2 separate regions of the Homo sapiens genome follow, and region 1 is linked to region 2. The links are chromatin loops, found by intact Hi-C in ENCODE. Cell type or tissue: CD14-positive monocyte. All regions are shown on one strand. Each heading gives the region's core, and the rest is flanking DNA. Links, peaks and the distances in the headings are about the cores only. Region 1 has its middle 3.8 kb from the start of PREX1. Region 2 has its middle 34 kb from the start of ARFGEF2.

Region 1 (2,908 bases), core at 103-2,602, 56 kb before region 2:
CCAGATATCCCTGGGGACAGAATTGCCCCCTGTTGAGAACCACTGATGTAAAGTACCTGACACACATAGCTGGCACAGAGTAGGTGCTCAACAAATGTTAGTTCCCTTCTCAGCCCATGACCAAGGAAGGTTAGCCTCAAGTTTACACACAAATCCCACATTTCACCCAAGAATTGGCCCACACTGCCAAAAAACATTTCCACGTTGTGGATGGGTCCCATCTCTGGCCCACCCCAATGTTTTATACATCGTTACTTCCTCAGATTCTGCTGGGATCTTTTTCCCCTTCCATCCCCATCCCCAGTGGTAATGATGACACTAAAAGATAATACAGCGTTTAGTAACATACTTAAGCTCTCTGTGCCTTGCTTTCCTCATCTGTGAACTAAGAATAATATCAGTACCTACATCATAAAGTCGTTGCAAGGTTCCTGAGTGCATACATGGAGGGTGCTTAGAGCACACAGTAGGTGCTCAATAAGTGAAGTCTTTTACAATGCGTGGATTGAGTGCTGAATCTAATAGGATGCATTTGGCTGCAAGGAGAAGAAAACTGGGCTATTGATAGCTTAAAGCATAAGGACATTATTTAGCAAGAGGTCCAGAGGCAGTTGGTTCCTGAGGCTGGTGTAGGACTTCATGATGTCATCAAGGATCATGGCACCTTTGACCCTCCTATCCTCAGCATGGTGGCTTTTCCTCCCAAGCTTTAGGGCCTCAGAGGCACAAAATGGCTGCTGAAACAGCAACATTGCCTCCTCACACACCTCCAATGAAGGAAAGAAAAGTACGAAGAAGACTCTGTCTCCTCTGTGCTTCTCTCTTTGGGGGAATAAACTTAAGCTCCCAGCAGGTCAGCACTAGAAGCCATGGTCACCCTTGAAAAGTCCCTGACCGAGGGCATAGATTGCCACCATCAACTTAGAAAAGACCTGCTTAGTCCCCTGGCACAAGGCTGCCCAGACAACTTGGAGATCTGTTGTCAAGAGAGAAGAGGAGCTAGCATGGTGGGCATCTATAAGTGTCGGCCACAAGCATCTACTACACACTGGGCATTGGGCGGGGTCCTGAGGCTGCAGCACTGAGCACCCCAACAGCTGAGGCCCTTGTGCTGCCGGCATTATTCCAGCAAGGGGGATAGGTGAGGATGAAGACAAGTTCCTCCTCTCATGCATTCAACTATTATATACTGAGGGCCTCCTATGCTCCAGGCAGGGATACAGCAGTGAACAGAACAGATAAGGTCCCTGGCTTCCTGGTGTGTCCAGTCAAGAGCAGGGAGAGAAGGACAATAAATAAACAAGGTCCTTTCAGCTTCTCTAAGGCCTGCAAGGGATGGGCCTGGGGAAGCACCATTGGTTGGTGGCACCTCCAGGACTCTGCCTCAGGTCACTACCCCAGTGTCATGATTCAGCCATCAGGATTCAGCCAGGGGCCTCAGCCTTGGCGGGATCAGTGGGGACTCCCTCTCTTCAAAACCTGGCTGCCTCCCAGCTAATCCTGGCATAGGCAACTCCCTAAACCAAACATGACTAAGCAGTCAGGCTGGAGTAGATCTCTTCCTATCCCCATTTCAACTTTGACCTCTATTCCCTTCTTCCCCATCACCCGTCCGGAATATCTAGTGGGGAGCCTATCTGTCTCATGTGTATGTCAGGGCAGGGCCTGAAACAGCCGGCAGCTGGGTAACGTTCTCAAAAAGAACAGGGAGGAAGAAGAAAAAAAAAAAATTGCAGTTCAGGGGGAAGAAAAAAAAAGTGATGATAATGATAGGGAAATTCTCTTTTGCAGGGACAATTTTAGAGTTTCCGTTGCCATGTACTTTGCAAATAGTGGGAAATACCATTTCGTTTCTGTTACATAAGTTTCACAGTTGAGGGGGAGAAGATTCTGCTGCTTGGAAACATCAGAGTTTCTTATTCCCTGACAAGCCCCTGTCAGCTTCTGCAGGCTGAGGATTTGAAGGCCCCCTTCCCAAGCTCTGTTTAAAAGGAAAACTAATTAAGTTAAAGCAAGGAAAAACAAGTGATTTTCTTTCCCATCCCAAGTTGAATGAGCCAATTGAGAAGTGAGTTACTGCACTGCCCGAGGGTGCCATCATTTCCCAAATGCAAATGAGTTCTCAAAAGTCAGACCAGCAGCCCAGAGCAGGGCTGTTCCTCATTCTGAGAACCAAGAGCAGCTGTCTGAGAAGAAGAGGGAGGCCTCTCCACCCTTGGAATTAGAGCAGCTGGACAACTCAAATCAACGCTGGACACACAGCCCAGGGTTCACTTCTTCCCACCAAAATATAATCGTCTTCCTAGTAGTTGAGCTACCCCCAGCTGCCCAAGTCAAAACGTCTCTAAGGGAAGCCTTGCTGTTGGAAGCACATTCTCCAGGGGGCTCTGGTTCAAGGTCTGATTTAAGCATAATAGGTATCCAATTAAGTCAGGGCTCCACAGCTTTGCCAAATCATACTTTTGCCAGGAGGCATTGGAGACACTGCTTTGAGGAAGCAGAAAGGAAAACATCTAGGACCCTCAGTTCCAATCCCACTCTGCCACCAACATGCACGACTTCTTCTCCAGCCTTTGGACATTGTTGTAGCACCAGAGACCAGCTTCTCAGCTTCAAATCCCAGTCCCACTGCTTCCTAATTGTGTCACTTTGTGTAAGTGACTTAACCTCTCTGGGCTTCAATATCCATATCTGTAAAATGGGGTCAGTAAGAGCTTCTACCTCACAGCGTTGTTGTGCAGGTTAAAATATTTAATAGATCCAAAGTGCATAGTATGCTGCCCGATCCTTGGATGGGTGTTTGCTATTGTAAGTGGATGAAGCCATGATGTCTGGAGCTATGACAGCCATCTTGAGACCCTGAGATAGGACACTTCTAACTAACTGAAGGTGCAAAATGACAGATGGA
Region 2 (2,908 bases), core at 173-2,672:
GGTTCATCAGTTGTAGCAAATATATTATTGTGGTGCAGGATGTCAGTAGTAGGGGAGGTTGTGAATATGTAGGGATGGGGGTATGTTGAAAATTTCTACAGAAATTCTATTTTCCACTCAATTCTGCTGTGAACTTAAAACTGCTCTTAAAAGTAAAGTTTATTCATTAGTGTAAGAAATTCTGGAAGCCTCCGTGGTAAGGCCAGTCACACGCAGGTGCTCTGATGTACCCTAGCACTGGTCATCCAGAGATTGGGCTTCTCACTTCCTTCTCCTGGCAGTGGGCCACTTGCACAGCCAAAGCTAAGAACAGAAGCCTGGCACACCCCCAGGCGCTGGCCAGGCCACCCTTAGTGAGCCAAATACCCCCACCATGGAACCACTGCTCAGCTGGGTCTGGCCACCCAGAAGCACTTACAAACTCTCTGCATCTATGTGTGACCAGAAGCCTGATCTCCCCAGGCCTCATGGTGGTGTTTTTAAAGAAAGCCCCCAGAAGCTAGGCCCAGACAAAATCAGTTCCCAAAGGGACAAAGGCGCTCAGTCTCACAAGTTAAGTAAAAGACAAAAACAGAAGCAAACATTTATATAGCATTAAGCTTGTGTCTGCACTCTTCTTAGCTTTTACAAACATAAATTCATTTAACTTTCTCCACAATCCCACAAGGTAGGGACTAGTATTATCACCATGTTACGGATGAAGAAACTGAGGCACAGAAAGGCTAAGTCAGTAGCCATAAAACCAGTCAATCTGTTAACATGTCAGAGCTGGGTGGTGAATCCAAGCAGGCTGGCTCCAAGACCCTGTTGATCTCTCTGTTGTTCTCCCTTCCATGTACACAGTACTTTACAGTTTGCAAAATCCCTTTAGCAATATAGTATCTCATTTAAGCCTCACAACCATCGGAGGTAGGTAGGGCAGGTAATACTATCTTTAAGAGGAATGGCAATGAGGGAACAGCAAATGAGGAAGCTGAAGCCTAGAGAAGGTAGGTGATTTGCCCAAAGTTGCATGATAAACAGCAAAGGCTCTGGAGGCAGGTGGCATAGGTTCAAACCCCAGCTATTACTGATCAGCCTCATAATCTTGAACAAGTTAATACATACCTCCGTGCCTCAGTTTCCCCATCTTTCTTAGAGTTTTTATGAGGATTAAGCAAGTCAATACATGGAAAGCACTTTATTTAAAATGTTGGTGGCCAGGAGCAGTGGGTCACACCTGTAATCCCAGCACTTTGGGAGGCCAAGGCATGCGGATCACTTTGAGCTCAGGAGTCAGAGACTGGTCAACATGGAAAACATGGCAAAACCTGGCCAACATGGTTGACTCAGCCTGGCCAACATGACAAAACCCTGTCTCTACAAAATATACAAAAATTAGCCAGGCATAGTGGCTCACACCTGTGGTCCCAGCTACTTGGGAGACTGAGGCTGAAAGACAGCTTGAGCCCGGGAAGCAGAGGTTGCAGTGAGCCAAGATCACACCACTGCACTCCAGCCTGGGCGACAGAGTGAGACCCCAACTCAAAATAATAAATAAACAAATAAATAAATAAAAATAAAATGTTGTTTGCCGGGTGCGGTGATTCACGCCTGTAATCCCAGCACTTTGGGAGGCCGAGGTGGGCGGATCACGATGTCAAGAGATGGAGACCATCCTGGCTAACACAGCGAAACCCCGTCTCTACTAAAAATACTAAAACAAAATTAGCCGGGCGTGGTGGCGGGCTCCTGTAGTTCCAGTTCCTGGGGAGGCTGAGGCGGGAGAATGGCGTAAACCCGGGAGGCGGAGCTTGCAGTGAGCCGAGATCACGCCGCCGCACTCCAGCCTGGGCGACAGAGTGAGATTCCGTCTCAAAAAAATAAATTAAATAAATAAATAAATAAATAATAAAATGCTGGTATTTTGGGCCAAGCACTGTGGGTCACACCTGTTGTATTAGGTTTTCACACTGCTGCTAAAGACACCCGAAACTGGGAACAAAAAGAGGTTTAATTGGACTTACAGTTCCACATGTCTGGGGAATTTCTCAGAATCATTGTGCAGGGCGAAAAGCACTTCTTACATGGTGGCCGCAAGAAAGAATGAGGGAAGAAGCAAAAGCAGAAACCCCTGATAAACCCATCAGATCTCGTGAGACTTATTCACTATCACGAGAATAGCACGGGAAAGACTGGCCCCCATGATTCAATTACCTCCCTCTGGGTCTCTCCCACAACACGTGGGAATTCTGGGAGATACAATTCAAGTTGAGATTTGGGTTGGGACACAGTCAAACCATATCACACTGTAATCCGAACACTTTGGGAGGCTAAGGCAGGTGGATAACTTGAGTCCAGGAGTTTGAGACCAGCCTGGACAACATAGTGAAACCCCATCGCTACTAAAAAAATACAAAAATTAGCTGGCCGTGGTGGTGCACTCAGCTACTCGGGAGGCTGAGGTAGGAGAATTGCTTGAACCTGGGAGGTGGAGGTTGCAGTGAGCCAAGATCGCAGCACTGCACTCCAGCCTGGCGACAGAGCGAGACTCCAACTCAAAAAAAAAAAAAAAAAAAAAAATTAGCCAAGCATGGTGGCACATGCTTGTAATCTCAACTACTTGGGAGGTTGAGGTGGGAGGATCTCTTGAGCCCAGGAGGCAGAGGTTGAAGTGGGCCGAGATTGCACCACCACACTCCAGCCTGGGCAGCAGAGCAATATCCTGTCTAAAAAAAAAAAAAAAAAAAAAAAGCCATTTTGTTTGTCATGGATTTTTGTATTCATTTCGATTTTGGTAAATATTGCATTACAAATACTTTATCTTAATTACCAAGTTTGTTAACGCTCCCTTAAATTTTGTCTGGCTTGCTTCACCCTAGTCCTGGCCCTGCTTTGCATGGGGGAATCCTTTAATACACACTAGCTA

What was found. Hi-C counts contacts between places; a loop is a spot of excess contacts. Peaks named below come from ENCODE experiments on the same cell type or tissue, not always from the same donor. Only the 100,000 strongest peaks of a DNase experiment are listed, where the experiment ranks them.
Region 1: a loop joins it to region 2, with 2.4 times the contacts of the local background. A loop is called at or near these places in 14 of 110 quality-filtered maps.

The regions. Positions count from the first base shown.
Region 1 is chr20:48,830,395-48,833,302 of GRCh38, forward strand. It overlaps a transcript of PREX1 not described here. Among named protein-coding and RNA genes, the nearest start is that of PREX1, 3.8 kb to the left of the region's middle. In CD14-positive monocyte, for the core only: no CTCF peak of the experiment used is centred there; DNase peaks (open chromatin) are centred at 1,547 and 2,127; H3K4me3 peaks cover 1,584 bases; H3K27ac peaks cover 1,939 bases.
Region 2 is chr20:48,886,094-48,889,001 of GRCh38, forward strand. It overlaps a transcript of PREX1 not described here. Among named protein-coding and RNA genes, the nearest start is that of ARFGEF2, 34 kb to the right of the region's middle. In CD14-positive monocyte, for the core only: no CTCF peak of the experiment used is centred there; no DNase peak of the experiment used is centred there.